5 separate regions of the Mus musculus genome follow, and regions 1, 2, 4 and 5 are each linked to region 3. Evidence: chromatin loops called from intact Hi-C (ENCODE). Cell type or tissue: heart. All regions are shown on one strand. Each heading gives the region's core, and the rest is flanking DNA. Links, peaks and the distances in the headings are about the cores only. Region 1 overlaps Gm46361 (a long non-coding RNA gene). Region 2 overlaps Zfp36l1 (zinc finger protein 36, C3H type-like 1). Region 3 holds the start of Gm36048 (a long non-coding RNA gene). Region 4 overlaps Gm51985 (a long non-coding RNA gene). Region 5 overlaps Gm46361 (a long non-coding RNA gene).

The links. A loop is a pair of places that touch in the nucleus more often than their neighbours do. Peaks named below come from ENCODE experiments on the same cell type or tissue, not always from the same donor. Only the 100,000 strongest peaks of a DNase experiment are listed, where the experiment ranks them.
Region 1: a loop joins it to region 3, with 2.0 times the contacts of the local background. A loop is called at or near these places in 4 of 42 quality-filtered maps.
Region 2: a loop joins it to region 3, with 8 times the contacts of the local background. A loop is called at or near these places in 5 of 42 quality-filtered maps.
Region 4: it touches region 3 in a loop (4-fold over the local background); 2 of 42 quality-filtered maps call a loop at or near these places.
Region 5: it touches region 3 in a loop (2.1-fold over the local background); 2 of 42 quality-filtered maps call a loop at or near these places.

Annotation. Positions count from the first base shown.
Region 1 is chr12:79,902,722-79,908,763 of GRCm38, reverse strand. Gm46361 (a long non-coding RNA gene) reads right to left here. Exons shown (of 2, transcript XR_001780641.1): 2 at 4,182-4,939. Among named protein-coding and RNA genes, the nearest start is that of Gm51985, 4.8 kb to the left of the region's middle. In heart, for the core only: a CTCF peak has its summit at 2,769; DNase peaks (open chromatin) are centred at 923, 1,623, 2,843 and 3,573; H3K27ac peaks cover 4,340 bases.
Region 2 is chr12:80,105,270-80,111,311 of GRCm38, reverse strand. It overlaps Zfp36l1 (zinc finger protein 36, C3H type-like 1), which reads left to right. Exons shown (of 2, transcript NM_007564.5): 2 at 764-3,552. The coding sequence ends at 1,723. Among named protein-coding and RNA genes, the nearest start is that of Zfp36l1, 4.7 kb to the left of the region's middle. In heart, for the core only: CTCF peaks have their summits at 851 and 2,245 (motif pointing left); DNase peaks (open chromatin) are centred at 821, 1,501, 2,191 and 3,989; H3K4me3 peaks cover 1,945 bases; H3K27ac peaks cover 1,927 bases.
Region 3 is chr12:79,793,577-79,799,618 of GRCm38, reverse strand. All of the region lies in intron 9 of Rad51b (RAD51 paralog B), which reads right to left. Gm36048 (a long non-coding RNA gene) reads left to right here and starts at 682. Exons shown (of 5, transcript XR_003950298.1): 1 at 682-1,043; 2 at 5,562-5,619. RefSeq lists an enhancer at 1,247-3,825. In heart, for the core only: no CTCF peak of the experiment used is centred there; DNase peaks (open chromatin) are centred at 2,388 and 3,178; H3K27ac peaks cover 1,564 bases.
Region 4 is chr12:79,926,054-79,932,095 of GRCm38, reverse strand. All of the region lies in intron 1 of Gm51985 (a long non-coding RNA gene), which reads right to left. It overlaps 9430078K24Rik (RIKEN cDNA 9430078K24 gene), which reads left to right. Exons shown (of 4, transcript NR_131074.1): 2 at 745-859. Among named protein-coding and RNA genes, the nearest start is that of 9430078K24Rik, 7.2 kb to the left of the region's middle. RefSeq lists an enhancer at 5,244-6,042. In heart, for the core only: a CTCF peak has its summit at 3,006; DNase peaks (open chromatin) are centred at 2,915 and 3,575; H3K27ac peaks cover 4,483 bases.
Region 5 is chr12:79,885,648-79,891,689 of GRCm38, reverse strand. All of the region lies in intron 1 of Gm46361 (a long non-coding RNA gene), which reads right to left. Among named protein-coding and RNA genes, the nearest start is that of Gm46362, 4.0 kb to the left of the region's middle. In heart, for the core only: a CTCF peak has its summit at 2,692 (motif pointing right); DNase peaks (open chromatin) are centred at 489, 3,429, 4,289, 4,999 and 1 weaker place; H3K27ac peaks cover 903 bases.

The DNA.
Region 1 (6,042 bases), core at 559-5,558, 110 kb before region 3:
GGATAAGAATGATCAACATCCCCAGAGGGAAGAGGCCCAGGTCCGTTCTCCACTGCACTGAGGACACAGGGGATAAAGCATATTGTCATTACTGTCATTATCGTTACCCAAGTTGGCTTATTTCTTCATTTTTATTTCTGTCATGTGTTTATATGTGTTGGTGTGTGAGTGGTATGTGCACCCGTGTGTTTGTGTGTTCACACACCTGTGTCTATGCCTACAGCTAGGCTAGCAGCCAGGATGATGCCTCTGTCTCTGTTTGCTGAGGTACAGGGGTCAGAGGCATGTGGCCACACCCAGATTTTAATCCTGGTATTGGAGATTCAAATTCAGGTTTTCAAAGACTTCTTATGGACTGAGTCATCTCCCAGTCTCTATAGCTCGTGTCTTTTTTAGCAATTTTAAAAAGATTTATTTATTTTTATATATTTGAATAATTGTCGCTGTCTTCAGACACACCAGAAGATGGCATTGGATCCCATTACAGATGGTTGTGAGCCACCATGTGGTTGCTGGGAATTGAACTCAGGACCTCTGGAAGAACAGTAAGTGCTCTTAACCACTGAGCCATCTCTCTAGCCCAGCAATTTTTATTTTATATATATATATATAAATTGTCTTAAGACAGGGTGTCACTATGAAGCCCTTGCTGCCCTGGTATTTGTTCAGTAGACCAGGCTGGCCTCTAACTCACAGAGATCCTCCTGTCTCTGCCTCCTGAATGCTGAGATTAAAAGCATGCACACCGCACCTGGGTTTTGGTAATATTCTAAAAGATAACATTGACCTTGGCATGTCAAGCCATCATGAAAACACATAGGGTAAAAGTATGAATCAGTCCAGCCAACAGGGACTCAGGACACCCATGAGCATGCTAGAGATGTAAACAGCAGGAGGGAGCGGCTGCTCTCTTGCTGTGCCTGTGCTCCCTGGCATTGGAACATTGCCACACCGCTGCTCTTGACAATAGCTTCAGGGCTGAGTCAGATCAGCCTGAGTGGCAGATCCTACTTTAGTGTGAGAAAGAAATTGCCAAAGGTACAGATTTTCCAACAGCAGTTCAGATGTGTTTCGAGAGTAGTGAGCACTCTGTCCTAGAAGAATCCAGCCCCTGGAAGCTGAATTTTATGACCCAGGCAACCACGGGCTCTCAGATCCTACTACTCGGTGGTTAAAGACTGAAGGGGGGAGATCTGAGTCCCACCCTTGCCCAGCAGTCAGTCACAGGAGTCCCGTGACTGATTTTTAAAGTTGTTTGGCATTGCCCTCTGAGTCTTCACCACCATACCCAGGGCTTTCTGCTTACCGTCATTTGTTATATTACAGGGATTTCAAAGATGGCCAAATTCAACATATGAGAAAGTCAAGGGCTAGTTCAAGGTTATGGCATGCCTGGAGTTTTACACTCAAGGACTGTGTAGGAGCTCCCCAGCAGAAATGCTTGCCTTTGACAGAATAAGGCCACTCTGCTCCCTGGGTTATAATGAGTCTTCCTTGGACTCCCGAACAAATGGCTCTGAAGTCACCTTTTGCTGGAGGAAACATGGTCCTTATAGGCGGGAACTAGAGTGGCCCCTGATAAGGCAGCGCATCCTGTCTGACTCCCCAGCCACACCCTCGCAGCTGGGCCAGCTGTGGTCTTTGCTGACTTCAAAGAAACTGCTTCCCTTGGATCTACATCAAGGACTTAAATGAGAAAAGGGTCCTCTGACCTTTCTAGTGAAGGATGGGACCACCTTTGTAGGGTGTGTGCGTGCGTGTGTGTATTTTTCCGGTCACTATTATGTTTTCACACACTGGATATAAAATATCTCAAAACAATCACCGGAAATAGTCTTTCACCTATGGCCAGAGACTGGAGTCTGGCCCAGTGTGGGAGAGGCTGTGCTCCCCTGTTGGAACCGGGGGCCATGTAAGCATACTAGCAAAGGTGGGTGGCCCAGGTTTCAAACTTTCATTCTGAGGTACCCTCCTCCAGGAGTGCATGGTTTCTGATTGGATATGGCTTCTTGCCCACCATCGTGTTCTCCTTGAGAAATGTCCACCTAGGAGAGAGACCTTGTTCTCAGACCCATAATCTGCCTTGTTCTCAAGGTTTTCCACTTCAGCTGCAACCCAACCTGACAATCAAGAGCATTCCAGGCCTGAAATCCAGCCCTATCCTGGTATCTTGAGAAGGTGCTTTGTGGTGGTTGTGGTCGGCCGTGTGGGGAGACAGTGGGATTTCCACCCATTCTGAGGTTAAGGCTGCTGGGTGCTGACCGTGGGAAGCTGACAGACTCTGTGGCAGTAAGGGCTGAAAATACTTCCCCAACCCACACCACCCTCAAGCCTTTAGGAAAGGGAGCAGATCCCACTCGGCCTTGCAGGCCTGAGCTGCAACACCAGGCTCAGCAGGCTCTGTTACCAGAAAGTGCTAACAGGGGCAGCCCAGGCCTCTGTGAGAGACCTCCCTTGAAAGGATCCTGGCCAGTCCTCTGGCCAATACCCACTGAGAGGCAGAGAACAACCACGAAGGAAGAAATGAGAAGCCTGAAGGTTTATAGGGAGGCTATTTGGCCCTACCCAGCCTCTCTGTGGGCTCTCTCAGCCACTATCCATAGAGCTTGAGGTTTAAAGAATGCAGGGAAGAGAGAACAGGCCCCAAACTGATTAGGACCCAACTTTCCAAACAGACACAGGTCACCCTCTTCCTGCCCCAAACACCAGGCAGAGCAAATGCTATTAATAACTGCAGCCTCTCTCCAGGCCACGAGGGCTGAGCCTGCTCCTCCAACTCGGCCAGCTGTTCTGAAACAGGTTTGGGAAAGTAATCTTTGGCACGTAATGAAAAGGGTGTGTAAGGGAGGGGGGTGCCCAAGAGTTCTCTATCAGGGCCAATATTATTTTTAATTGCCGAGAATCAGCCTGTGGCCGTTACTCAAGGCTGCAGAGACCGGGTTTGCCAGGGATCGGAAACCAACTTCAAGAGGAGTTGAAAAGCTCATTCCAAAGACTGTTCATTACTGAGCTGTGGCTTCTTGTGGAAAATCAGGTTATGTCTTGACGTTTGTACAATCCATTCTCCATGCCACCTCTCTCCCCCCTGTATCCCGCCGAGAGAGTGAGCGAGCAGTGAATTTGAGTTATCTGGGAATTTTAGTGTCTGACCCCCCCCCACAACCTCCACCCCACCCAAAGCATGACCGATGGCCCATTTTTCAAGCCAAATCTTGCCCCATGTAGGCAGCTGTCATGGAACCACAGAAAGTACTTGAAGGAGCACAAGCAATGGCTGGTTCTAATCTGGAGGGGGAAGAATATGAATTAACAAGGCAGTTCCTTATGGAAGAATGTTTTCTTTTCTTCAGCCTCAGCCTGCATATTTTCACAACATGTGTACTCTGTTACCTTGTCACTTCCCTGTTTTCTTTGGGTAAATAACTGGGCTCTGGACTTCAGGAAGAAAGAAAGAAACCCAGCCCAGGAGTGTCACTAAGGCAGGCCTGGCTAGCTGAACTAGCAGGGAGGAAGGAGTCTGTGCTGAGGGCCAAGGCAGCTTGTGCAGACTCAGTCTGGCCGGCCTAGCAGGGGCTGTTCACTGATCTCTACAGGTACTGGTGTGGGAGTGAGAGACCCGGGCACTGAACTGCCCAGCTGGGCCCTGTGCTTGGCAGACCTCAAGGCTGCAGGAAGTAAACAACTCTCCTTAGCTGAGTCAACTGTGAAGGCCTCTCTGAACCCAGCAGAGTCAACAAGGCTCACAAAGGCTCTTCTGCCAACTCTGCCCTTCCACTGGCCAGTGAGGCAGCAGGGATGAGAGAGGCCACTCTTGTGGTTCCCAGCAGTGAACCAGGGAGGAACTGGCAGGAGCCAGGGCCTTCTGTGGAACATGGGATAGGCTCTTCCTCCAGATCGAGAAAGTGTTTGGATGTGTTGGTGATGGAGTCCCGTGCAGATGTCCAAAGGCTTCTGTTCTTGTCTTCCAGGGATGCTGGGCTTTTCACTTGAACATTCCCCTGTGGTGTCTGTCACCTACTCCAGAAGAGGTAGAAAATAAATAAATAAATAAATAAATAAATAACCACTGGGCCACTAACTGGATGTCTTTCAAAGTTGCACTATTAAAGAAGGCATGAGATGATCCGTTGTGGGTTCCTTTAATGAGTGAAGATCTTTTCATTATAGAGCAGCAATGACTCTTTTTGATTTTGATTACATTTTTATTTCTTCATCTGTGCACGTGTGGGCACACATATAGGCGGTGGTCAGGAGACAGCTTGCAGAAGTCAGTTCACTCCTTCCACCACTGGGTCCCAGTGAGTCAAAGTTGGGGTGGTCAGGCTTTGTGCAAACCCCTAATCCACCCAGCTACTTCACCAGCTGAGTAACAGCAACTCTTACTTACTCAGCTCTTCACCACTGATAGTCAGAGAAGAAAATCAGAATTAGAAATGATGGATGACTCACGCCTATAATTGCAACACTTGGGTGACTGAGGCAGGAGAATTATGACTTTCAATCCGACCTGGGGTACATAGCAAGGTCTTGTGTTCCCCCCGCAAAAAATTAAACAGAATATAGAACCAATAAAATAATACTATCTTATTGCTCTTGATATTATATAGCATGTAAAAGAAGTTAAGTTTGCCATGTGTCACAGCATGCTTGCAGGAGAAACTGAGGCATACCTATTCAGAGACTGAGACTCTCATAAAGTCCAACAGTGGGCTTGGGAAAGGAAGGGTTAACTGGCTGTTGTCTGGGTGGCTGCATACCTATGTTTCTTTTTTTTTTCCATCTGCTCAGGAGCCTTTGATTCCAACCTTGAAATTCCCTGTCTCACCTTGTAGATCACACAGCCCTCCAGCCTTCCTGGGACAGATCTTTGGAACTTTAAAGTTGAATTTTCGGTTGCAAAGGTCTGGTCCTCATCTGCTGAGCACCTCTTTATATATCCCTGGAGTGAGGCAAATGTCCACAGGAGGGGTCACTTTGATGCTCAGGATGATCAGGATGGTGACTTTGGAAGCCATGCCTATCCTAAATTGCAGACTGCAAGGGCTTGTGGAAAAAAAGGAGACAGAGAGACAGGGGGAAGCAGAGACACAGAGAGAGACATCAGAGAGAGTGAGAGACATAGAAAGACACAGAGATAGACAGTCAGACAGACAGAAAGAGATAGACCGAGAAAACAGGCAGACAGAAATAGAGAGAGACAGAGAACCAAAAGCTTTCTGGGAACTGGGGATGAAGATATTTATAGTTTAAAAGTCGATTCTTCATGTGCTTAAATTGTACAAAGCCAGCTTCAGAGAGTGTCTGTGGGGGGAGGATGGGAGGAGCTTCCATGATAATGAAGACCACAGCTAATGGGGCCTTGCTCCCTAGGCCAGGGGAAATGCTTTGCATGTACTTCTGATTTTGCAATCTTCATAAGAACCCTCTGTTGTAGGTATTGTTGTCCTCCTTTACCGGGTGAGGAATCTGAGGCACGGGGTAAATATATAGCTTACTCCCACTTACTCAGAGAGACCCATAAAGTTGGGACCTGAACCTAATACTGCGATATACCAAGTGCGGTGTTTGAATTCAGCATGTGCTGCCTCTAAGAGAAAGCCGGAGTTCCTGCCTCAGAACGAAGACATTCGTTGCTGGCTGGGTTGCTCTCTATGGCTGTCTCATACCCACAAGAAGGCTCTCCAAGCACCGACAGAGTATTTAGGCATCAGGTAGTGTGCCCACCTGGAACCCTGTGCTGTGGTTTGACAAATAGCCACACTGAGAGTCTCCGTCATGAGACCTCCCTCCTGCTCACTCCCCATCCCTGGTCTGGCTGGCTTATATTTGTAGCCCAGCCTGTACCTGAACACTTCTAGCTTTTGCTTCCTCTTACGTATTTCCTCTAAGTGCCGTTGGCAGGCTTTGCAGAGTTGAGACACGTGTAAGCATGGCCTGCCTAATTCCTGTTGTATCCCCTATAGACAACCCACACCAGAATCCTTTCAGCTGCCTTATGAATACAGATCCTCTCTCTCTGCTGGAGGCTTCCCTAAGGCCTTC
Region 2 (6,042 bases), core at 354-5,353, 310 kb before region 3:
CTTTCCTTCTCGTCTGCAGCTTTGGTTCAAGATTAAACACTGGTGCTCTTATCCAGAGCTCTCTCGCAGCCAGGAAACCAAGTGCAAAGGCATCTTCCTAGTGAAGGGGGTGGAGAATGCTGGGAGAAAATCCCTCCCAGGGTGTGGGATACCTACCCTTCCCGAACCTTGTGTTTTCAGACACTATATCCCTCTACCCACATCCCAGACTAGGCCCTTCCACAAGCAAGGAAAAAGCACAGTTTGAAAACCTGTTGCCAAAGGAAGGGCACACTTGTGGAAGAGGAAATGGTGGAGAGTGTGGGGCCAGATTTTGTGGGGGTGGGGGTGGCGGGGGGGGGGGGGCGGGTAAGCAGGGACTGATTGAGAGAGGATTTGGCTCATCCTTCCAAACTTCTAAACTAGGTTTACCTGATTCTTTTAGGGGGAGGGAAATGAAAAGGGACTGTCTTGTGTGAAAGGCTCTCTGAGTTGAGGAATGTATAAACGGGGCCCGGATTTTAGAGGGGGGAAAATTAGCTTTAGGGACAGGAGGAAGCTACATATCGGGTCAGCACGGGGCGGGATGAATACATAACTTTTTCTTCCACACACGGCAGGATTTTGCGGTTTCTTATGAGCAGTGCCAAAATAAATCCAGGTGGCTCCTTTTAGAGAGACTGGCCTATCAGATGGAGAGGTGCTGTCCTTTGTGGACACCATGCCCTGGCCTCGTGGATGTCCTCAGTCACTCATCCGTCCCTTTCTTTCCCTCCCCTCCCAGGGTAACAAGATGCTCAACTACAGCACTCCCAGCGCTGGGGGCTGCCTGCTGGACAGGAAGGCAGTGGGCACCCCTGCTGGCGGGGGCTTCCCTCGCAGGCACTCGGTCACTCTGCCCAGCTCCAAGTTCCATCAGAACCAGCTTCTCAGCAGCCTTAAGGGTGAGCCGGCCCCGTCCCTGAGCTCACGCGACAGCCGCTTTCGAGACCGCTCTTTCTCCGAAGGGGGCGAGCGGCTGCTGCCCACCCAGAAGCAGCCTGGGAGCGGCCAGGTCAACTCCAGCCGCTACAAGACGGAGCTGTGCCGTCCCTTCGAAGAAAACGGTGCCTGTAAGTACGGGGACAAGTGCCAGTTCGCGCATGGCATCCACGAGCTCCGCAGCCTGACCCGCCACCCCAAGTACAAGACGGAGCTGTGCCGCACCTTCCACACCATCGGCTTTTGCCCGTACGGGCCCCGCTGCCACTTCATTCATAACGCCGAGGAGCGACGCGCCCTGGCGGGGGGCCGAGACCTCTCCGCTGACCGTCCCCGCCTCCAGCATAGCTTTAGCTTTGCTGGGTTTCCCAGTGCCGCTGCCACCGCCGCTGCCACGGGGCTGCTGGACAGCCCCACATCCATCACCCCACCCCCTATCCTGAGCGCCGATGACCTCTTGGGCTCACCTACTCTGCCCGATGGCACCAATAACCCCTTCGCCTTTTCCAGCCAGGAGCTGGCGAGCCTCTTTGCTCCTAGCATGGGGCTGCCTGGGGGAGGCTCCCCCACCACTTTCCTCTTCCGGCCCATGTCCGAATCCCCTCACATGTTTGACTCTCCCCCCAGCCCTCAGGATTCTCTCTCGGACCACGAGGGCTATCTGAGCAGCTCCAGCTCCAGCCACAGTGGCTCAGACTCCCCTACCTTGGACAACTCAAGACGCCTGCCCATTTTCAGCAGACTCTCCATCTCAGATGACTAAGCCAGGGTAGGGAGGGACCCCCCCCCATGCCTCCTTCACCTCTCCACCCCATCTCTTCCCTTCACCTCCCCACCCCCTAACTTTCCCTCAAACCCCACATTGATACATTTAAGCTCAGCCCCTTTCCCAGAACAACCTTGGTATGTTACCCTCCCCCCACATAAGGACAAGTCAATTTGTTGGTAGCTTCTGGCTTGAAACCCTCTCCCTCCATTTCATAGCCCACTTAACCACGCATAACAGAGTTCCATCTTTTGTCAGTAGATGCCTTTTTTTACCCCCCCCCACCCCCCCCGGCTTAAGCCTTAAGTGCCAAATCACAAAAGAAAAAAAGCAGTAACCGTTTACAGAAGCAACTTAGTGCCTTGTAATCTAACTTTGTCACTGTGACTACATTACCTCTTCAACGCCAGGGGGCACCCGTGGGCCTCCCAGAGCCTCTGCCCGTGGGGTTGGGGGTGGGGGTGGGGTGACCCGCAACCAGCAGCTCCCCCAGCTGGCCACACAAGTGCACCTTTCTTTCGGTCTCCCGCACACTCTTCCTCTTCCTTATAGTTACTCACCTCCCTCAGAGAGTTGTTGCTGGACTTGGGGTTTTTTTGGGGGGAGGGGTCTATTTTGACTTTCAAAACCTTTTACTTCCCAGCCCGAACCCCTGTTGACTAATCTTGCCTGGGTTTGTGTAGGTCTCCAGGGACAAAGGTTGAACAAGTTGGACGAAGGTTTTGACATAAGTGGGACTTCGTGATTTAATTTCTTTCTTTCTTTTCTTTTTTTTTTAAGTGGGGAGGAAGGGGAAACTAGATGGACTATGAGAGACTTGATTTTGGTGCTAAAGTTCCCCAATTCATATGTGACATCTTAAAAATGACAACAAATGAGAGAAAAGCTAAAAACAACAAAAAAAAACATGTAAGGGGTGAGCAGTTAATGGTCTGCATTCCACATACAATATCTGTGTAAAACGATTTCCTGTAGAAGTAGCTTTAATGGATTTTGCTCTAGAATACCTTAGGTCTACCTTAGAGCCCCCACACAATGCTTTTTTCCCTGGGTTTAAACTTCATCTAACTTTCAGAAATTGGAGAGCAAAAATGTTGCTTATCACTGCACATCAATATAAAAAAGCTTATTTAACTTATCAAAACGTATTTATTGCCAAACTATGCTTTTTTTGTTAATTTTGTTCATATTTATCGGGATGACAAATCCATAGAATATATTCTTTTATGTTAAATTATGATCTTCATATTAATCTTAAAATTTTGTGACGTGTCTTTCCTTTTTTCCACAGTTTTAATATATTATTCTTCAACAACATTTTTGTAACTTTACACTTTTTTTGGTTATTTTATTTTAAAAAAATGAAAAATTAATTTAAAAAAATGCAAAAAACTGTTGGATTATTTATTTTAGAAATTCTCCCCTTTGTGTTGGACTGCAAATTGAGTTTCTTTCTCCTTAGGCCTTTCACAGGTAGGACTGAGAATGTATGTATAAGTTCTGTGACAGTACAGAAGGAAAACCACCATTTTATGTATAGCTTCTAAAAGGGAAAACAAAAAAAGAGAAAAACCCTTTGAATTCCATGTGCCCATCTCAAGACATTCCGCTCGCAGATTTGTGGTTCTGGATTCCAGGTTGGAGTTTTCCAATGTTGACATAAACAACTGGCGCACACACATAAAGATGAATGTAATTATTATTCCTCTTGCTGGTCACTACCGTCGCTTTCTATTTCTCTTTCTTTGTGTGAATTTATTTAAAAGAAAAAAAAAACTTTTTGTAACGACTATTTGCAGTTTAAAAATCAATAAACCCCGTTTTTCAAGAAATGATTTGTCTATAGGTTTTTCCTTGGTCTGACACTCCTTGGGGCAACGAGGTGGCTGGTCTTTCATCTTTAAAGCTAAACCCATAACTCTGGATGTTGATGCCTTAAGGTCACTCAGCTTGGGTGGGGCGGAGGTATTTTTTATTTTTATTTATTTTATTTATTTTTTTTTTTTTTTTTAGCAAAGGAGCCTGCAGAGAGCAGGTCCAGGGTATCCTTGCTGACCTGTGTGACCTTGGCTACTGTAGGGAGCTGTGACAGGATCATCCAGTCTTCCCACTATGAACTTCCTTTGGGGGATGGTCAGGGTGCTACTGATAAAGTACATAGCCCATGCTGCACTTGCTGGCTTACATTGACTGTGTCAAGGGCTCATAGGTATTGGTCTCATAGGCATTAACCTAGTCAAGGTCCTAGCCTCAGTACACCCCTGAACCGGTATGAGGAAGCACTGCCTGCCTGCAGAGGAGCCACCAGGATGGGAAAGGGCAGTCTGCACCTGGATTTGACTGCAGGGCTGGAAAGGGAAGATGGAGGTTAACATAGACTGTATAGGAAGTCAGTAGTTCCCATCAAGGGAGGTGGTAGGCCAGTTGTGGCGCAAGAGTTGCTGGAGGAGGCTGAGGCAGGAGGATCCTGAGACAGACAGCCAGGATCAGGGAGCCCCTGGAAAGTGATTTTTTTCCCCCTCTCTCTTTGGAATTTTGGATTTTTCAGTTTCTCTGCAGCCCTGGCTGTCCTGGAACTTTCTCTGTAGACCAGGCTGGCCTCAAACTTAAGAGATCCACTTGCCTCTGCCTACTGAGTGCTGGGGTTAAAGGCATGTGTCACCAGGACCCTGCTGGAAAGTGATTCTTTTAAAGGAGTAGGGTCTGGGAGAATTGAGTCCTGGGGAGGGCAGAGATATTTGAGCCCTTGGCTTCTTACAGTTAGCGAGTTTTAAGGGTTGAGCCATCTTCACCTTTATACCACTGTCCTCCATAGATCTGCTGCAGACAGTGTTCAATACCGCATGAATTACCAGTATTCTCTGGACATTTCAAGAGTTACTTGGTTTACCAAGCTTACTGCTTGTCAGGCATGTGAGGTAGAAATATGGGGACTCATTTCTTCTCCAGGACGGGCTGATTGATACAGGAAGAAAAGAGGCAGCCCTGGAGCTTGAGATGAACCCAGGCTTTTCATTTCTTAAGAGGGAAAATTAACTGTGTGGTGTGAATGTGTGTGTGTGTGTGTGTGTGTGTGTGTGTAATAGAGTGTGAGTGTGTGGTGTGAGTCTGGTGTGCGTGTGTGTGTGGTCTGAGAGTGAGTGTGTGTGTGGTGTGAGTCTGGTGTGTGAGTGTGTGTGTGTAATAGAGTGTGAGTGTGTGGTGTGAGTCTGGTGTGTGTGTATGTGGTCTGAGAGTGTGAGTGTGTGGTGTGAGTGGTGTGTTGAGTGTGTGTGTGTGTAATAGAGTGTGAGTGTGTGGTGTGAGTCTGGTGTGTGTGTATGTGGTCTGAGAGTGTGAGTGTGTGTGTGGTGTGAGTCTGGTGTGTGAATGTGTGTGTGTGTGTGTAATAGAGTGTGAGTGTGTGGTGTGAGTCTGGTGTGTGTGTGTATGTGGTCTGAGAGTGTGAGTGTGTGTGTGGTGTGAGTCTGGTGCGTGAGTGTGTGTGTGTGTGTGTAATAGAGTGTGAGTGTGTGGTGTGAGTCTGGTGTGTGTGTGTGTGTGTGTGTGTGTGTGTGTGTGTGTGTGTAAGCATGTGTTTGGGTGGTAGTGATGATCTTCCATTTTGATTAAAAGCAAAGACAATTAGTCCATCGCCTTGAACTCATTCACTTTAGCCAGAGAGCCTGTGGTGGACATTTAATTCTGCCTTTCATGACATCATAAGTAGGGTTCAGACGGGTCTTGCAGCCACCCTGACGATCTTCTTTTGAGGTCAGTGTTTGGAGTTAGATAACAAGGGAATGTATTGAATCCAGAAGGCCCTGGAAGGGTGAAAAGGCCAAGGGAGGCTCCATGTTACCTGGGGAAGCTGACTGTTTGTAGACCCTCACTCCAAATCCCATCTAAGTGTTTCCCCGAGGAGCTCAAAGCTTCAGTTTGTCCAGACCGGTGGCTTGGATTCCTACCATCTAGAACTGAATTGGAAGAGATGAGCCTGAAACTACTTAGGAAAGGAAGCAACAGCCTTTCAGCCCCATTATGTCCCACTATGTTAGAAAGGTCCTTGGCAATGGCCCTAAGCACCAGGCTACCCGGACATCCAGGAAATGTGGTTTCACAGCTGGCAGGATAAGACCTGCAGTAGGAGCTGAAGGTATGGCCCACACAAGGGGATCTGTGGCCCTAAAGACTAGGTCCTGCTCTGGGTACAAGGTCTTCTTTCCTACCCCTGCTCAGGACCTGGGTTATCTCCGGCTTATACAAGATCTCCTTTGTGTGGACACAGCCTCAGGGGTGCTGGCTCTGCTGGCCTTCCTTTGGAGCAGCTCAAAGCG
Region 3 (6,042 bases), core at 554-5,553:
CATGTTTGGATAGGGAACAAAATCCAGATGTCAAGCTGACCAACAGGAGGACGCCTAAAGGAGAGCAAACAAAGGTGGTTAAAAGTCCAAAGCACTTCATGATCACAAACCCTTCGGTGCAGTCACAAGGGCTGGAGGTTGAGGGGAAGTCCACATAGCCTCTGAGTTTTCATAGATGTGTTTCACACACACTAGTGGGGGGGGGGGGAATATAAAAATCACGTCTTAGCCCCATAAATGTCAATGAAGATACTAAGGAATGCTGCCATGCCTTTGTAAATACACAAAGATTCTTTCCTCTTGAAACATGACCCAATGTCCTAAATCTTTGTCCCCTTTTACCATTCAAACTAAAAGCTAGCATCTACGTATATGTGTGTGTATGTGTAGCATATGGGGGGAGTGTGGAGGCCCGAGCTAGACTTTTAATGTCTTCAGTATTGCTCTCAGCCATATTTTTTGAGATAGGATCTCCAATTAAACCTGGCACTCTCTGTTTTGGCTCTCCTGGCTGGTCATCAGGCCCCCAGGACTCTCCTGTCTCTGCACCCTGTCTCTGAGAACTGGGGTTAGAGGCACAATCTTCCATGCCTGGTTTCCTTCATGGGTACTAGGGATCTGAACTTAGGTAGCCATGTTTCCTTAGCAAGTACTTTACCCACTGAGCCACTGTGCACCTCCCGACCCCCGCCAGGGTAAACTATCCTCTGAAGCAAACAGCTTTACCGCTGGTAACGTGGGCTCCTCTGCTTCCTATGTTCAGTGTTTGGAGAGTTCCAGTGTGTACATGTGTGCATCAAAGGTTCCTCTATCTTCTCCAGCACATAGGCCTACAAGGAGGCCTAGGGACTAGTAAAACCCTGAGTCCTTTGTAGGGGGAAAAAAAAAAGCGGGCTCTGCCTCTGAGGGTTCCAAAGTCTATATTTGCAACACCAAATGTCAACCCCCAGTTTGACAGATGTAGACCAATCCACTTCTCTGGGGTTGAAAACACCAGCCAAGGCAAAAGAACTACTAGCAAATAAAGGCATTTCCTCCCTACAGTAAGGTTATTGCATGATTCAAGATGGGGGGGGGGGGGCAAAAGGAGGTGCGGAGAGAACTGACTAGGGCATCTGTGCAGTGGCCTCATGGTTTGTGACTTCCACACTGGCATTGCCTTTCATCTCTGAATGCCTAAGCCTTTCATCTTGGTGCAAACGCTGCCTCTTCCAGAAACTAGTATTCATCTCCCCAGCATAGGGTCATTTCTCCCTAACCCGGCATGCATACATGCTGTCTCTGCAGCTCTCTGAGAATGAAACTGCTTTCATTTACTGTTCTTTAAATGTGTGAGTGTGTGACTACACATACTAAATTTTATTTTATTTTATTTTATTTTATTTTATATGTATTGGTGTTTTGCCTGCATGTATGTTTATGTACTGTGGTGTGCTTAGTACCTGCAGAGCCCAGAAGAGGAAATTGGATTCTTTCTGGAGTTGTAAGCTTCTGTGTGGGTGATGGGAACTAAACATGGTTCCTCTGGAAGAACAGCCAGTGCCCTTAACTGCTGGGCCATCTCTCCAGCCCTCACTGCTGTTCCATAGCATGATTAGAGGTGACAAATCGACAGCATTTGGTGGCAGCCACCATCACAATCAGCTGCTTTTGGCTCCCACGTCTTCTAGAATGCTCTTGATATAAAACAAGTTCCTCTCTGGAGCAAAAGATGGAAAGAATAAATGTATAAAGTGATGACCTGCCAGACCTTCTCTGACTTGTATCTATTTAAAAAACTTATCTGTAGTTTCTCCCCCAGTCGGGGGTCTTGGAAAATGCCATAGAAAAGAGCAGGCCACCTTCCCAGTCTCTGCCAAGAGACTTCGCTTGGGCAGGACCCAAAGTCAAGCCATTGGTTCCAGATTGCTATAGCATCATATGTTTTTCCTGGCCTGACCCTACTTCTATGAGGCTTAAAAGTGGAAAAGGAGCCATGGAACGGAAAGTGCTGGGCACAGGAGTCCTTCTCCAGGATGAGGACACCTTCCAGGAATAGTGCCCGTGCCCTATGTTATGATACAGGCGTTCTATCATCTGGAGCAGCCCAGCCTGGCCCTCCTCTGTGGTTGGCCAGGGTACACAATAGGGAGCAGGGTCTTGGAGTTTTGAGTAAAGGCTATTCTGGAGGGTGCTTTTGGAGAGATTTGGTCCTGGCAGGCTCCATCAGTTCCTGCAATACAGCCCAGTCTCAGGAAACAGTGAGTTTTGTCTTTGTGGCCTAGGAAAGCAAGTTTGAATAGGCAGCCATGCGCGGAGGCAGGCTGGCACCAGCGCTCCCACTTTCTCTTCCCCAGCTCCCATGCCCGGAAGGCTGCTTTTAACCCTGGTGATGAGCACCTTCCTCTTTTCTCTTCTTCCTCTTCCCGCCCACATCCTAGAGCTCACAATGGTTGAGGGTGAGGGCCGGAGTAAAGGGCTTGGCAGAGTCAAAGTGTACAGAAAACCTTTTCTTCCCGTAGGAGCAGGTGGCTAGCTGGGCTGGCTTTCTGCTCTCTGTCGGACAATGACAATGGAGTGTGTTCAGCTGAGGAAACGGTGGTAAGAAACAACCGAGAGCCAGCTCAGAAGTGACACCTTGCACACTCACCCACGTTTTCCTGCTAGCCTTTCAATTCTTTCTTAGTCTTTCCATTGATCAGCAAGATTCTGTAGTTGTTGATAACTTGAGCCAGGATGTGCTTGCAGGATATGTCTGATCCTTTCATCTGTATGTGTGGTCCTACTAAGGAGCTCGGGAGAAACCTGTGGACTCCGAAATGTCTTTCAATGCAGGTCCTATTATCTCATTTCATTTGCAGTCTGGGCTAATAAAACCCATTGCTAAATCAAACACATCTTTCCTCTAGCTCTGCCAAGAGACTGACAATAATCTTGCATGCCAGGGTTTTGCCTCCTTGTTGAAGACTTAGCAAAAGGGTTCCTCAAATGATTGGAAGCCCAGGAGGAAAGCTGCTTGGCCTGGCATCAAGTAATCCAAGAGATTAATAACCTCAAGGCTTGTCCCTTCCCCAGGTTGAGTAAAGTCCTCCAAGCTAAGGGACAGGAGGGCCGGAAATGCTTCAGACAGGAAGGTCTGTGTCTGCAAGGAGGTAGTAAGTTGAGGGGGATCTGAAGTATACCCAGAGATTCCCGTAGGAATTCCCTGTCATTGTGTTGAAGAAACTACAGGAAAGGCGGCGGGGGCAGCTGCTGTGTGTCTCTAGATCTGACCCCGATTAGAATCTGCTTCGTCACTAGGAAAATCACTCTCCATGGAACACAGAAGCTCCAGCAACAATGCCACAGGCATGAGAGAAGAGCCAGCAGGGAGTTTAATGGCATCTAAGTTGTCTTTTCACATCAGAGAGGCTCGGGCTCAAGAAGTATACAGTGCTGGAAATGGCAGGGTGGAAAATAGACCGTATCTCAGTAAGCCTGGCTTTATTAATTTATTTCCATTTGGCCAACGTCACTTCTCCCATAGACATTTAGTCATAGAAAGTAAGCTGGCCTAAATCTCTATGAAATAGGGATTTCCTAGGTTTTAGGACAAACCCCCTAGAAGTTCTGCACCTGAGGCTGTGAGATCATATATTGCCACAGAATACTATTACGTTCTTTGATGGCATCTCTCTAGTGGTTGTTTCCAAAGTGTCTTCTAATAACATTGGATTATGAAAGTATAATCTAGAAGAGAATGTGCTCCTTAAGGAAAACAGAGTTTCCTCAGCCCAATGGGATCCTTGTGTAGTAAGTTATAGGACATGGTCAGGGGGAGCTTTTCCTCACGGCTTTCTCCTCAATATTTCATTATTAGAAAATTTAAGTACACAGCAAAATGGAGAAAGTTTTTAATGAATACCTATAGTCCAATCATGTTGCTTTATAATGAACACTTTTTTTATTTACATCCTAGTTATCTATCAACTCACCTGCATTTGTTACACTTCAAAGTAAATTGTGAACATTAGCTCATCCTTGCCTAAATACTTTCACATGCATATAACTATTATAAGAGTATGGTTTGTTCATATATCTTATTAGCCACACTGGGTTTTGTTTTATTTTTTTAGTGTACATCATATGTGACTTGAAAGTATCAGTGATTTTTCCTCAATATAATGGAATCAGCAAAAATATGATGACTATACACATGTGTTTGAATATAAACTTAATCAGTAAAGCTGATCTTTAATCTTTCAAAATGAACTTGTTTTATTAAGATGTACTTTACATGCAATAAATGTTGCTATATACATTTAATCTATAGATTTTCCTTTGAATGCCACTTCAACTATGTCATGTAGGCTTTGGTATAGTATATATTCTATTTCAATGGTCACAATTTTCTATTTTCTATTCTGATTGATTTTTTGCTTTGTTATTTATTTCCAAGTCCGTACCCAATTCAGAATTTTTGAAATTTCTGCCTGTTATTGGTTACTAACTTGATTCCATTGTAACTGGAGAAGTTTGTTCAGATTTCAGGTCTTTCAGATGTGCTGAGACCCGTATTATAACCCCATAGACAGATCATATGCAGATCATATACAGATCATACTGGAGGGTGCTCCACTCAAAGTGAGTATGCCACTCCCACGGGAAGTGGTCTAGAGAGACCGATGAGCACACTGAAAAGTTCACAGCTCTCTTCAAATCTTTTGCTTCTTTGATGAAATTCTGCTCAACTGATCAATCCATAATTGAAAATGGGATATGGCAGTCTCCTAATTTTACTATTGAATTATCTATAGATAATCTATAGATGCCTTTTCCCTTTGAACTTGTTCTTGTTTCAGATATTATTTTGGAGGTTCAGTTTTTAGATGCATTTATGTTTATAATAGTTAAGTGTTCCTGACAGGGGAACATTTCCTTAATTAAAACAACTTTTTTTCATACACTATATTTTGATTATATTTTCTTCTCCGTCAGCTCCTCTCCGGTCCTCCCCCACCTCCCTACCTACTCAACTTTATATTCTCTCTCTTTCAAAAAAAAATACAAAAAACAAAACCACAGAGTTTTGTGTTGGTCAAATACCCTTGAACATGGGGTCTGTTTTGGAGTTGGTTGTTATACCCAGCGAGACTCCACTGGTGAAAACTGATTTTCCCTTTGCCCCTGGGTATCGATTGTAAATATCTTCCTGGTTAGGTCGGTACCCTGTATCTTTTTCCCCTTTAGGCCAGGTTTGGTGACTTTAACAAACAGAAGGTTCATGAATTTAAGGCAAGCCTGAACTGTACACTGAGACCCTGTCTCAGACATTAACAACAACATGTCCATTTTTGTTTCTGGTAGAATTTTTTTTTTGTCTTAAAGTTTATTTTTATTGATTTACATATGGTTTTCTTTCTCTCTTTAAAAATTTTATTTTTAAAGTATATAGGATATATTTGTATAGTATATATAGTACATTTGTAAAGTATATAGTATATACTTATATAGTATATTTATAAAGTATATGGTATATATTTATATAAAATTTATTTAACTTTTAATCTTTATATTTTCAACCTATTTGTGACTGTCTATAGGGGCCACACTTTAGAGTCAAAGACACAGGTTGGAAGTACAACTAATTTCAGCTTACAAGTAAGTATGAACTATTTCACCCTCATCTCAATTTGGTGATTACACTTTGTTACAATATTTCCTGTGGCAGACAGTTTCATTTCAAGTGAGCAAAATCACTATTTCTTTCCCTTAAAGCAGGTGAACAAAACTGACCAAATAGACAAGGCCCGGGAAAAACAAGAGCATCAGTTAGCTGCCCACACAGAGCACTCTGGACATCCAGTTAGGCAGGTCTGCCCTTCCAGACTCTCCACAGGCCCACAGGAAGAAGAGCTTGATCCTCCGGTCCAGGCGTGCTAGAGAACACAGCCAAGGCGAGGCAGCTCTGGCCGTTAAGGGTCACGGAGGAAAGCTGTGGTTGTGTGATTATTATAGTAAAAAGATGCCAGGAACTCAGAGGGTGTGTCTTGAGTTCTAAAGCACACATCCCTATTACATCAT
Region 4 (6,042 bases), core at 649-5,648, 130 kb before region 3:
AGGCTTAACGAGGAGAATGAGATGAGGAGACTGGCATGGGGTGTGAACAATGGCAGAATGCAAAGAGGGGTGGGCGAGAGAGACATGGTGGCACATTTGTGCACACACAAACACACACACACACACACACACACACACACACACACACACATCCTTATCCTCTTCCCTCGATCACTCAGAGTTTAATGGCGTTCTGAGAGAGGAGGCTATGGGCTCAGCTGCTCATGAGAAGTCCTGGAGTGGGCTTTCCAAAGCCTGTGGGGGGTGGAAGCCTGGAGGAGGGGGGTCACAAGTTTCCCTTGAGGCTAACATTTTTGTCTCCACTCCAAAAGGTCTGCTCTTCTCAGCTGCTCTACTATGTCATCAGACACCCCTGCACAGCCTGACAGTCCCATATACACAAACCCAGCGCCCGCCGGAGTGAGCCAGTGCTTTCCCAAGCTGCTGAGGGTCTTCTGGGGGTCGGGGAGGGATCATTCTGAGCAGACCCAGAGCTGGCTGATGAACTCAGCTGTCTTGTCTCCAGGGAAAGATTTACTGCGCCAGAAATATGGCTGCCTTCCACAGCCCCACCCACTACCCCCCATCTCCTCTTCCAAGCCTGAGGCTGGGATTGGGGAAGTTTATAGAAAAGCTGGGAATGGATCAATATTCCTGTCTTGAGTGACAAGAAGGAACTGTTCAGAGACTGAGGAAGTCCTTTTTTTTTTTTTTTTTTTTTTTTTTTTTGGTTTTTCGAGACAGGGTTTCTCTGTGTAGCCCTGGCTGTCCTGAAGTCCATCTTTTTTTTGCCCATAATTGGATGACAGTGATGTTATGATCAAGCCAGACCAGAGATTTCCACCTTCAACCCGCCCAGGTACGTAGGACCTCCCACTAGGCCTCTGGTGATGAAGAAAAGAGAGCCTAGGCCTGGTTGCCAGCTATTTACACCCAGATGTGAATTCCCCCTCTGTCCCATTAGACGTATGCACAGGTTTGCAAGTCCTGGTGTGGCTTTGGGTCTCTAAACGCTTGCTCAGTAGAACCAGAGCCCCATCCAGCAGCAGGATACCTCGGCAACAGGATGAACAATGCCTGATACAGCTGGTGTGCGGAGCCACCACGACACTGTTCCACTTGCCAAGGCTGGGTACTGGCATATGCCCAGGGAAGAGGTTAGATCCTGAGGGGTTCTAGGGCAGACATGAGTTTGACCATCCATGGGCTCTAGGATTAGGATGTCAATAGAGGTTTCTAGGAAGTGTCCATGTTGTGGGTGGGGGAATTCTGAAGGGATTTATTTGCTGACGAAAGAGCTAAGAGGCTGCTTTTGTTCCTCTTCAATGGTAGACAAGTATGAAGTAAAGTCAAAAGCCAGGCTGATGGAGGCTCTAGGCATGGCTGCTGTACAGCATGCTTCCCAGAATTCCTTCGGAATCTTATTCCAATATCCATTTCCCACTATCCCTATGTGCGACATCATGCTATTGGGAATCTGACCCATTTTGCAGTGTCTGCCTTCACCAAACAGACTCAAAAGGAGAAGATGATACAGTTCTGTCTCCAAAGCCTGGGCAAGCGAGAATCAGAGTTGTGCTGTGTTTAAATAGGAAGGGGAGGGGGGAGAAGGCCACGAGAAAAATGAGTGTGGTGGTATCATGGGAAAGAGCGAGACAGGAGGGTAGCCTCTTCGGGTGGGGGTTGTCACCTAATGAACACTTCACAGGGCTTGGCCTAGCCATCAGGGAAGGCTCTCTGTGGAAAAGGCATTGAAGATGGATATCCAAAAGATTTTTGTCCCACTTCTGCCCTCATAGTCAGCTTCAAGGTGGAGTGGACAGCCTGGGGCAGCTAGCTCCACACTATAGTATTCTAGAATGTGAGTCTTAAACAAAGGATACAGTAAAACACAGGTCTAACCCCAGCTAAGTACCCAGGTGAGTCAACATTTAGGACTCCAGGAAGAACTGCTTAGACTCTTGTGGGAGCCCAGACGAGAAATTCTGGTCTGCTTGTCAGTCTCGGCAGGTAATGAACAGCTCTCAGCCCGGGGCGTACACAAATCATGAGCCGAGGTCCTGGGATAGGTCACTCTAAGCCCTGCAGGGGAAGTGACTGGGAACATCCAGTCATGCCAGCAGGTGAGAGGGAATTACAGGTGTGATCTGAAGAGTGGTTGGGCTGGTTGCAAGCCTGCAACCTGCCCATGGAAAACTGGTTCCATTTGTAACAACTGTCAACTCCGCCCCCCACCCCCACCCCCCTTGAGCCCAGAGAGGTAGGCTAGCTAGACAGAGTTTGGGGGGAACTGTCAGTCTTGTTGACCTGCAGAAGCCTCCCCAGACTCTGATAGACAGTAGCGAGGCTCCTTATGCTTTATTGGAAGACAGGCATTAGGCCGGGATGGTTACAAACCTTCAGAACCAACATCAGAGTGGACACTCCAATCAGTCCTGCGGTAATCTAGGTGGGATGGACAGCAAAGAATACGAGGCATGGGTAGATGGGAAAGGAGACTTTGAAACACAATGTAACAATGTTGCTTCGATAGTAACATACACTGGGAACATAGACCTATGGAAGTCTCTCTCTCTCTGTGTGTGTGTCTGTCTGTGTGTGTGTGTGTGTGTGTGTGTGTGTAGAAGAGCTAAGAAAAAAAAGTTAAGAAAAAGAAGAAGAAACAACAACAACAGCAGCAAAAAACCTAAACCCAAACCTAGCCTTTTCTATCCCTGTAACCATTAGAAAGAAAATGAAGTCTAAATTGTGTTCAGAGCCGCTGGGACAGAGGAAGAGAGGCAAGAATGGAAAAAACAGGCCGTAAAGATGCCAGGACTCCTTAAGCAGAAACATCTGTTGAAGTCATAAGACTCAGGGCCGGTCAGGCTCCTAACAAACCCAGGAAGAGGAGAGTCTGCACTGGATCAGGATGCCCCTTGTGTCCTGCGCAGGCCCCTGGGACAGCATACGTGCAAGCAGAAGGGATACCTTCTCCAGAGCTCCACCTGGCCTGGCTCCTGGCAAGAGAGGAAAGAAGAGGGAGGAGCCTGGGGCAGCCAGGGGGCAGAGATGGCACGGCAGTTTGGAGTGTGTATTTATTTAAAGCTTTAGCTTACTGGGGCAGCCTGGGGAACCACATGTCTAAACTTCTGCAGCTGAAGGAGGGGGAAGGGAGGAGCTGCTGATCTCAGGAGCTGGGGGCTCTGTTTAATTTTTGCAAATTGTAGCACCTTCTCTTATTTGTGCCTTCAGCTTGAGCCAACTATCTCAGGCTTGCCCATTTTGACAGTTACCAAAATGGCAGGTCCCATCTCTCAACCAGATAATACTCTCTGTGCCACATTCCTGCTAAGTAGCACCTCATTTAACCCTCTGGCAAATGTGCCATTGCTGTTGGGGGGAAATTATATATATATATATGTATCGGTCTTCAGGAAGGTTCTTGTATGAATACTACATTCCAGAAGAAAACTGAGGCCAGACACTGTTAAGGGACTCCCAGGTCTCCCAGTCATACACTCCAAGAACCATCCAAGGAGCTGCCTCTCTGTCCTCCCATGAAATGAATGTGAAAAGCAGCAGCAGCCAAGCACTGCCGAGGGAACAGCTGTGCTCAATCAGCCCAGCATTCATGCAAACCTCGAGAGTCCGTCCCCCCCACCTCCCATCCCCTGTGGCTCATTCATCTATCTCTATGCTCCATATCATCTGCCTAGGTGTACAGATGGAACCACAGCCACAGAGCATGCCACCTCCTCAGGGAAACTACCAAGCCCCCCCACCCTCCCCCCAGCTCCACATACACACCACTGTCATGGCAACAACATCCTGCTGTCTCTCAAGGAAACACAGGTAGTGAACGAGATGAAAACCAGACCCCACTTTACTTGCTTGTGGGAAGTGGGGAAGGTTCTGGAAGACTCCATTGGGAAGGCTAGATTTGATTTCTCTTCTAGGAGCTTCCCCTTCAGGCTGGCCAGGCCTGGAACTTTCATCGACATAGCTATGTTGTCTACATTAGACAGCTCCCTGGGACCCATATTTCACATTGAGATGAAAGTATACATGGGTACAGTTGGAAACAGGGTTCATGACTAGGGGGCTAATAATACTCACAGACAGCACACAAATGTGACAGCTAGAGGAAAAGCTGAAACCCCAACATCAGGGTAGGAAAGGCTACTACTATTAATGGTCCTTGAACAATTCTGGGATGCTATCATTCATGAGGTTGGGGCCTGCCGGTGTGGGTCCCCTGCCTCCATCAACCCCACGGGGTAGGTAGTATCACACCTACCCTAAAGAGAGGGAGCTGCAGGCAGAGGGCTCACTTCTCCTTCTGCCACATATTGCCAAGTGCAAAACTGGAACCAAAATCTGTAAGGCTCTTTTCTGAGTACCACTGTATCACAGACTGTGATGTGTGTTATGGTACCTAGTGGGCCCCTGCAAGCTCACTCCCTGATCCAGTGGGGTCTGTGGTTCTTCATGGAACAAGCAGGAGGCAGACTCCAGGACCCTACCATCTTCTTTAACACTCCACTCTGACAGCCATTTGGGTTGGTGTCACTCTTTCTCTGGAGTAAAGCTTTCCCACCAGGATCTAGGATGGACCAAGGAGCCCACAGCATGCAGTTGGTCCCACATGGTCTCACTTGGCTGCCTGTTAAACCCCAACACTGGGACTGAGTCACAGATGCCAGCAGGGACCTCTTCAGTGAGGATCAGAAGGCCATGACAGGAGACAGCTGCACCCTGGGGGCTCGGATAAGACTTTGATATGATTTTGTTATCTCAGGAGATGGATGTGATGAAATCTCTTTCAGATGGTCTCTCTCACAAGATGGAGAGAATCGCCCCACCCCTGACCAGCAAACAAATTAAGAGTCTGCTGCTTCAATCTCAGTGGAAGCAAGAAACAAGGCAGTGTGAGGCCTGTCTGCATAGGTATGAGTGCTCAAACCTATGAGCTCAGCATTTGGAAAGCTAAAGCAGGAGCCTTTCTGAGAGTTTGAGGTGCCCTGGACTATAAGATCCTGTTTTATATACGTGTGTGTGTGTGTGTGTGTGTGTGTGTCTGTCTGTCTGTCTGTCTGTCTGTGTCTGTCTATGTGCTCGAGCACACACACACACACACACACACACACACACACACACACACACACACGCGTGCGCGCTCAGAATCATATATGTGTGTGTTTAAAATCAATTATATATTAAAATATATGAAATATTTATTTATTTATTTTAAGGCAAGGAGATGCTTTGTGTGAGCCCTGATAACTAGAGTGGCTAGAGTTCCTGGTTCTACTCCATTTAAGAGAACTGGAGAGAGAGAGAGAGAGAGAGAGAGAGAGAGAGAGAGAGAGAATATGAATCTTCTGGCCTTTTAGTTCTAGTCCAGAGTCTTCATTTCATCAGGGCTAGCTCTGGATTTCAGAGTCCAATTCTTTCAAGAGGGCTGGAGTGAGCTGCATTCCACAATAAGGAGGGTCTAGGAGAGGCCTGGGGTCCGGATTTTCTTCAAAGCATAAAACTAGGCTAGGAAGATGACCCCCCTCCTCCAAATGCCCCAGTCCCAGAAGGATCTTTATGGCTCTCTTGTCCTCTTTTGCTTCTACAGAAGGGTTTCTCTGACAACCCATGTTAAGAGGCCATCCGGGTATAGGCATCCTGCTGGATACTGGCATGCAGCCCAAGAGTGGGACTCCCTGGCTGCTGGCTCTGTGGAGCTCACAGCTAGAGGGAGCTGACTTTTTATCCAGTAACTAGCAGTCTGCAGGGATTGTAGTGATGGGTATCCATTCCCTGCCTGACCTCGGGTCTCTTGGAGTTGGCTTGCTTATTAAAATACTGCTTTGCCCACACGAGTCCCTTCCCACCCAGTGTCCTTCCTCCCTTTCCTCTGACAGTCCTTCTGCAACCCACTGGACATCTAGGTTCAATCCATGTGTATTCACACTTGCATGAGCGTCTGGGACTTACCCATACAATGACCAGGAAGGCTTGGGAACATTGTATGTGTTTGCTTAGCAAGAAAATCAAATCAAAGTGTGTATG
Region 5 (6,042 bases), core at 442-5,441, 92 kb before region 3:
AAAATTCCCAACTTCCCCAATTTCTAGAGCCCGAACAATTGGCCTCAGAGGTTTCCAGGAGATCTGAATTTTTAGACAACTTGGACATCCTGAAATCAAATGCAGATGAGGTCTTAAGAACTGGAAGAGGTCTCAGAGGGTAGCTAACAACTTTGAGAATTCCCAGAAGTCCCCCAGAAGTGACAGCTCCCAATCAGGGAGCTCAGGAGAGAAAAGACAGAAAAGGGAACAAGCTCAGAGGGGCCAGGGGCCTCAGGGTCTCCCTGTTACCTGTAGGATGCCCCCATCATGGCCCTGGTGGGAGGATGATCCTCATGTCTCAGGCCCTGTGCATTGTTTTGCCCCACCAGCACCCACTCCATGCTCATTATGGCCTGCACCTCTGGCTCCTCAGCTCCTCCTGAGCTGTTGGCCAACCTTGTACCTAGATCACCGCCCAGTCTCCTCTCTCTTCCCCTCTGTTGTGAACACAGGATGGGACCTGAGGAGGTCACAGCTCGGGCAAAGAGGGAGGGGCAGGACCAGCTCAAAGCTGCAGGGAGTAAATCAAACTGCTCTCTTCCTTGGGCTGTCTGACTGGCCTTGCAAGCCTTTCCAATCAGGGAGTCTAAAGTTACCATATTGACAGCATCTGCAGCCAAGCCCAGCTCTAAAGGAGATGAATAGCAGTGACGCAGGAGCCCAGTGGAGGTAAGTGGTTGGGCTGGGCTGGGGGGAGGAGAAGGGGGAGTCCCAGAGGAAAAGGACAATCTCAGCAGGGGTTCTGGGCACTAGAGAAGTGGGGGCAAGACGGGAAGCAGGCCAGCAGCCTCCTAGACCAAGAGAAGCAAGGAGGAGAGAGAAAAACGCGTCTGGCTTCAGAGAGTTCTTAAAAAGCTGTTCCAGGCTTTTTCTGTCTCCAGGAGGTTTCACTGAGCCTCCAAAGCAGGACCCCTAAAAGTTGAGTTTCCATGTGTACATAGTGGTGGGGTCTCCATTGGGTTTTGCTTTGGATTCGTTTAGTAAAGTGACTGCATCTTGTATGTCCCCTTCCTAAGTAGTCTTGACCAGCCCATGAAGAAATGGAAAAGGACTCCATTGATAATAATGGCCTGGAGGTCAGAGTGATTTAGCTGTGGACAATGAGACCAGGGAGGCCGAGGAGTGTTCGATGTCGGGGTGTCTCAATATGCTTTGCTCGGGCCTGGCCTGTTCTTTCTTAGGGAGGAAGGATACCTTGGAAAAGTACACAAGACAGATGACCCTGTCCCTCAGAGAGCATCAGCTAGAAGGGACCTATGTATTCCAAGGAGGAGGAAGACTAGAGGACCAGGCTGCGTCCCCTCCCTTCATGATTCACTACAGATACGTGCATTCCGAGCTCTGTGGAGTGAGTGGGTACCTAGCCCATCTAACTCTCCCCACTTGAGCTAAAGCGTCTTCACAGCGATAGGTTTTCTGTACCGTCTTCTCTATAAGTTTTCATGCCATTTTTCTGTCTACTTCAGCGACTACAGTAAATGCAGACATCATTGTGACAAGAAGGAAGGCAGATGGGGATATCCCTAGAGATGGTCTGGATGTGGCAGGGGTTTCTGAGGAAGGGGGCTAGCCTAAGGAGAGACCTAGATCAGCATTAACATGAGGACTAACCCCAGCATCTAAAACTCTGAAACCTGGACCCAGACCTCTATATATGGGCTGTTCACCTATCTAGTCCATGAGTGCTGTTCTTGGTAAGAGGTAGTAAGAGACAGGAGCTAATGGTGTGGTCAAGCTAAGGCCTTCCCTACATAGGTAGGACATTCAGCACTCATCCACATCTAGAAATGGTAGGTGACGTAAGTAAGTCCTGATGGACACAGCTCGCTTGTCTCATGGCCCAGTATCCCTAAGTGCTCCCCAGTAAGAGTAACCTGCTAAGAACTGGGCAGACTGCTTACCCAGAGTGACAGCTCCTATACCCACTGACCTTTGCCCTGACCTGTTGTCAACAGTAGCTGGAAGTCCTCCTTTTTCCTCCTCCTACCTCTTAGATCTCTCCCTCTGTCTCCTCCCCAGCGTCTTTTGCTGCTGCCGCATCAAATGGTGTCTTCTCTAGGTTTGGGCTTCTGTTTGCTCTTTCAGATATGTTTGTTCTGCTTGAGTGACCTTATTACTCTGCTGGCTTCACTTACCACCCATGCTCTACGATCTCAGGCCCAGCCATCTTCCTGAATTTCCCACATGTATTTCCAAATGCCTACAGGACACTTCGAGCTGGGCATTGTGTGGTTCTCTCCAATCACACATGTCTAAAGCATATTGGTTATCATGACCCTGCCTCCTATGACAATCGCCTCACATGTTCCTCCCCTGTCTCTTTTATGTCAGTTGACAAAATTGCTATCCCACAGATACCCAAATGGAAAACTTAAAACCACTCTTGATCTTCCCTCTCTCACTGACATCTGCCCTTTCCATCTGTGCCAACATCAACCTGAATGTGACACACACACACACACACACACACACACACACACACACACACACACACCGGCTATGGCAGATTCCCTCTGGGATCTGGCCACTCTTGGTTCTCTCTCTACTCTACAAATGGGAGACAACTGTTCAAACACAGTAGCTGTTTGTGCTAGTCTTTGTGTTCAGAACTGGTATGGGTGGGGTGTTTGGTGTTTTATCTGTGAACTGGATGTGTGCCTAGCTAGTGCTCACAGAAGCCAGAAGAGGGAGTTGGATTCCATGGAACTGGAGTTACAGGCCCATGTAAGCTACCTTGTGGGTACTAAGACTCAAACTCGAGTCATCTTGTAAAACAGACAGTGCTCTTAACCTCTGAGCCATCTCTCCAGCTCCACAGACAGTTTCATGACCTCAGACCCGCTCTAGAACCACGGATGACCTTTGAATTTCTGATTATCTTGCTTCTATCTCCACCCCAAACCCGGGGGTTATATGTGTGCTTGCACCACACATGGTTTCTGCCGAGCTGGGAATTCAACACAGGTCCTCATACGTGCTAGGCAAGCACTCTACCTACTAAGCCACATGAGCCCTTTCCTTGCAATCCTTTTTTATATTCCATATTCCACTTCATGTTGAACCCCAAGCCTATCTAAATAACAAATGGATAATTGATATTTTGGAAATCAATGTGGGGTCCTTAAAGGAGAATAAAGACCTTAGGGATGACCCCTTCTGTCCTCATGTTTACTCTGGTGGCTCCTCTTCTCAAATCTCCAGTGTTTCTCACACTGTTTCTGCCCCAGGTGTCTCCTGTCCAGATACATAGACAAGACACCAAGGGCAAGGGCATTCTGGTTCCATTCCAAGACAATGACTGGCACACAGTAGGGCCCTGAAACAGGCCAGCTGACTGTCAGGGGCATGAGGCAAGGGGAAGTGGCCGTTTGCTGCTACCATATCCAGTGGCCAAGCTGTTTGGATGGAAAAGGGCTTCACTGACAAGTGTGGAGCTGGACGCACACACCTCTTGCTCAAGAAAAACAGCTTTGTCCCCGTGTCTTGCCCTTTAAAATACCCCATGTACAGCCAAAGAAGAGAACCAAGAGCCAGACACATGCCCGTGGGATCTGATGGTCAATGGTCTGCTCTTATCATCCTGAGCAGAAAGTCAGCGGGCTAGAGCCAGTCCTAAGACTTGGCTTCTCCTTTCAAATGATCTGTGCAGACCCAATTCTATTTCTATCCCAACAACAAGGTATTTATTTCTTTTTCAAGGATCTCAAGTGAAGCCTAGCTTCTCAGTTGTTCCCACATCCCGTTCCTGGAATTCCCTAATTTCTATTCCCTGAGACAAGAATAATTGAATACAGGGCTTTGTTGGTCTTTGGCAAAGCACTTAGAATCGCTGCTGGCTTTGGCAGGATGGGGGCAAGGTGGACAGGTAACCAACCGTAAGAAATTCCAATAAAAATTCTGAGTAAAGGTACGCTTCAAATTAAGAGTTAGATTTTGTGTGTATGAGAGAGAGTTGTTTCAGGCTAGGTGCCTGCTCTCGGAACGTTCTGGGCATGTGCCAGTGTGCTTGGCGTCCCCTGTCATTGTTGACTCTTGCAAATTTCACACATGCTCACCTCATCTTCCTTTCTTTTTACAATCTCCCCAGAAAGCACCCCACCTCTGACCTGAGCATTTCATTAGTCCTCCCTCCTTAGAGGCCATTTGGGATTTTTCTTGACAGTCGTTTTATTCACTCTGGCTCAGACCTGCCAGCCCAGCTTTTCTCAGCCAAGCCTCCAAAGGAAACATGATCTGCTTGCTGCGTCAGATCACTTGGAAATAGATACGACTGGCTTGGAGTCACTCCACGCAGGGCTGTAAAATTGCTCTCCTCCTTCTAAGTGGGTTGGGTCAAGCCCAAGCTGAGGCAAGAGGTTTCCAAGGAACACGGAGCACAGGCTGTAGTAAGTGGCAGTGATGGAGACAGTGGCTCGCTCACTTTGGAGTCAGTATTAACCTTCCATTGTGAAGGGTGACCTTCATGGTCAAGCACAAGCAAGACACTGGGGTCTTTGCTGGGGTGCCTGAATCATTTTACAAGGGTGATGAGGATTCAGGCTTGCTGTGAATCTCTTCATTCAAGCCAAGTTCTAGTGTAAAGTTTTGCTATTTCCAAGAAGGTTAGTCGATTTGATTTCAAGATGTATGTGTCTTGTGCAAAGTTTGTTAAGGTATCTACTCTTCTATTGGGCCACACTAACAAATACCATCAAAGTTCTGATACTCTTTCCAAGGTTTCCTTGGAATTCCAAATAGGATTAAAATACTGCTTGGCTCCTCTTTTCTTGTTCATTTTAAATTGTATTTTATATGTCTGGATGGTTTGCCTGCATGTATGTACACCATGTACACAGAATAAGAAGGCCAGAAGACAGCATTGGATGCCCCCAGGAACTAGAATTATAGGCGTTGTGAGCCATGATGTAGGTGCTGGAACTTAAATCCAGCCCTCTGGAAGAACAACAAGTTCTCTTAACTGAAGAGCCGTTTCCAGCCCCTGGCTTCCTTTCTCACTGCTGTTTCATTCTGATGCCTGGGAGTCAGCCTGGTCTAATGAGTAGGGCTCTTAGGTGGGAGTCCCAGGTCTCAGCAATGCCAATCAAAGCAAGTCCTTTAATGTGCGTCAATTGCCTCATCTATGAAATGTGATTTGTGCTAAGTGCTTTGACCATCACAGAGCACTGTATAAAGACAGGGAAGGGTTGCTCTCAGCTGTAGCTATGGGATTGAAAACAAGGTTTTCTGGGGGTTTTATGGAAGCTGTGAGTTAAAACATGACAGGCAGACAAACATGACAGGCCAGAAGGCAGGACGATGACTATCCCATTAGAAACACGCTGCAAACTCTCTAAGCTCATCTGTCAGGATTTTCATATAACCTTTCATTTTAAACAATAGAATTAAGTTACTAAATCTCATGCCTGGTAAAATAATTTGCCCCTGCCCCCTTTTTTTCCTGCCAGGGACACAGAAACAATTCTCGTTGCTTAATTATTTTCTGGAATGATAAGGCACTCACTGACAGATCGAAGAAATGATTCCATCTGAGTCTATCCTGGTAAAGCAAGGTATTGGGGTTACAAGAGCACATGAAGTGGCCTCCATGCAAAGGGGAGGACTTTAAGTAGGGATGTAAAGTGGGAGGCATGCGAAGCGGGGAATTGGGAGCAGAGGAAAGGGGTAGACAGAATCTCTGGGATTGGTCTGGTTATCTGTCCCTTCTCCTAGTGAATCTTTAACGGCCTCATTCCTGTTTCTATAGACCTTGCTACCATTATATCTGCTCTGAAATGTGTGACAGTCTCGCCAAGGCCTGAGGAAGCTGTTTCTCTGCGGCTGTTTTGGTATTCAACCACTTGCCTTTGCCAAACAGCTTCTCAGTCCTAGAGATCTGGGGAGATCTAAGAGCAAAAGTCCTTAACTTCAAGACCAGCCCCTCGGGAGGTCTGAGCTTATAAATAGCTAACCATGGAGAAGGAGGCAGAGGGGAGCAGAAGAGTCACAATGGAGCAGTGGTTGGCAGAATGTGGTCCTAGGGCC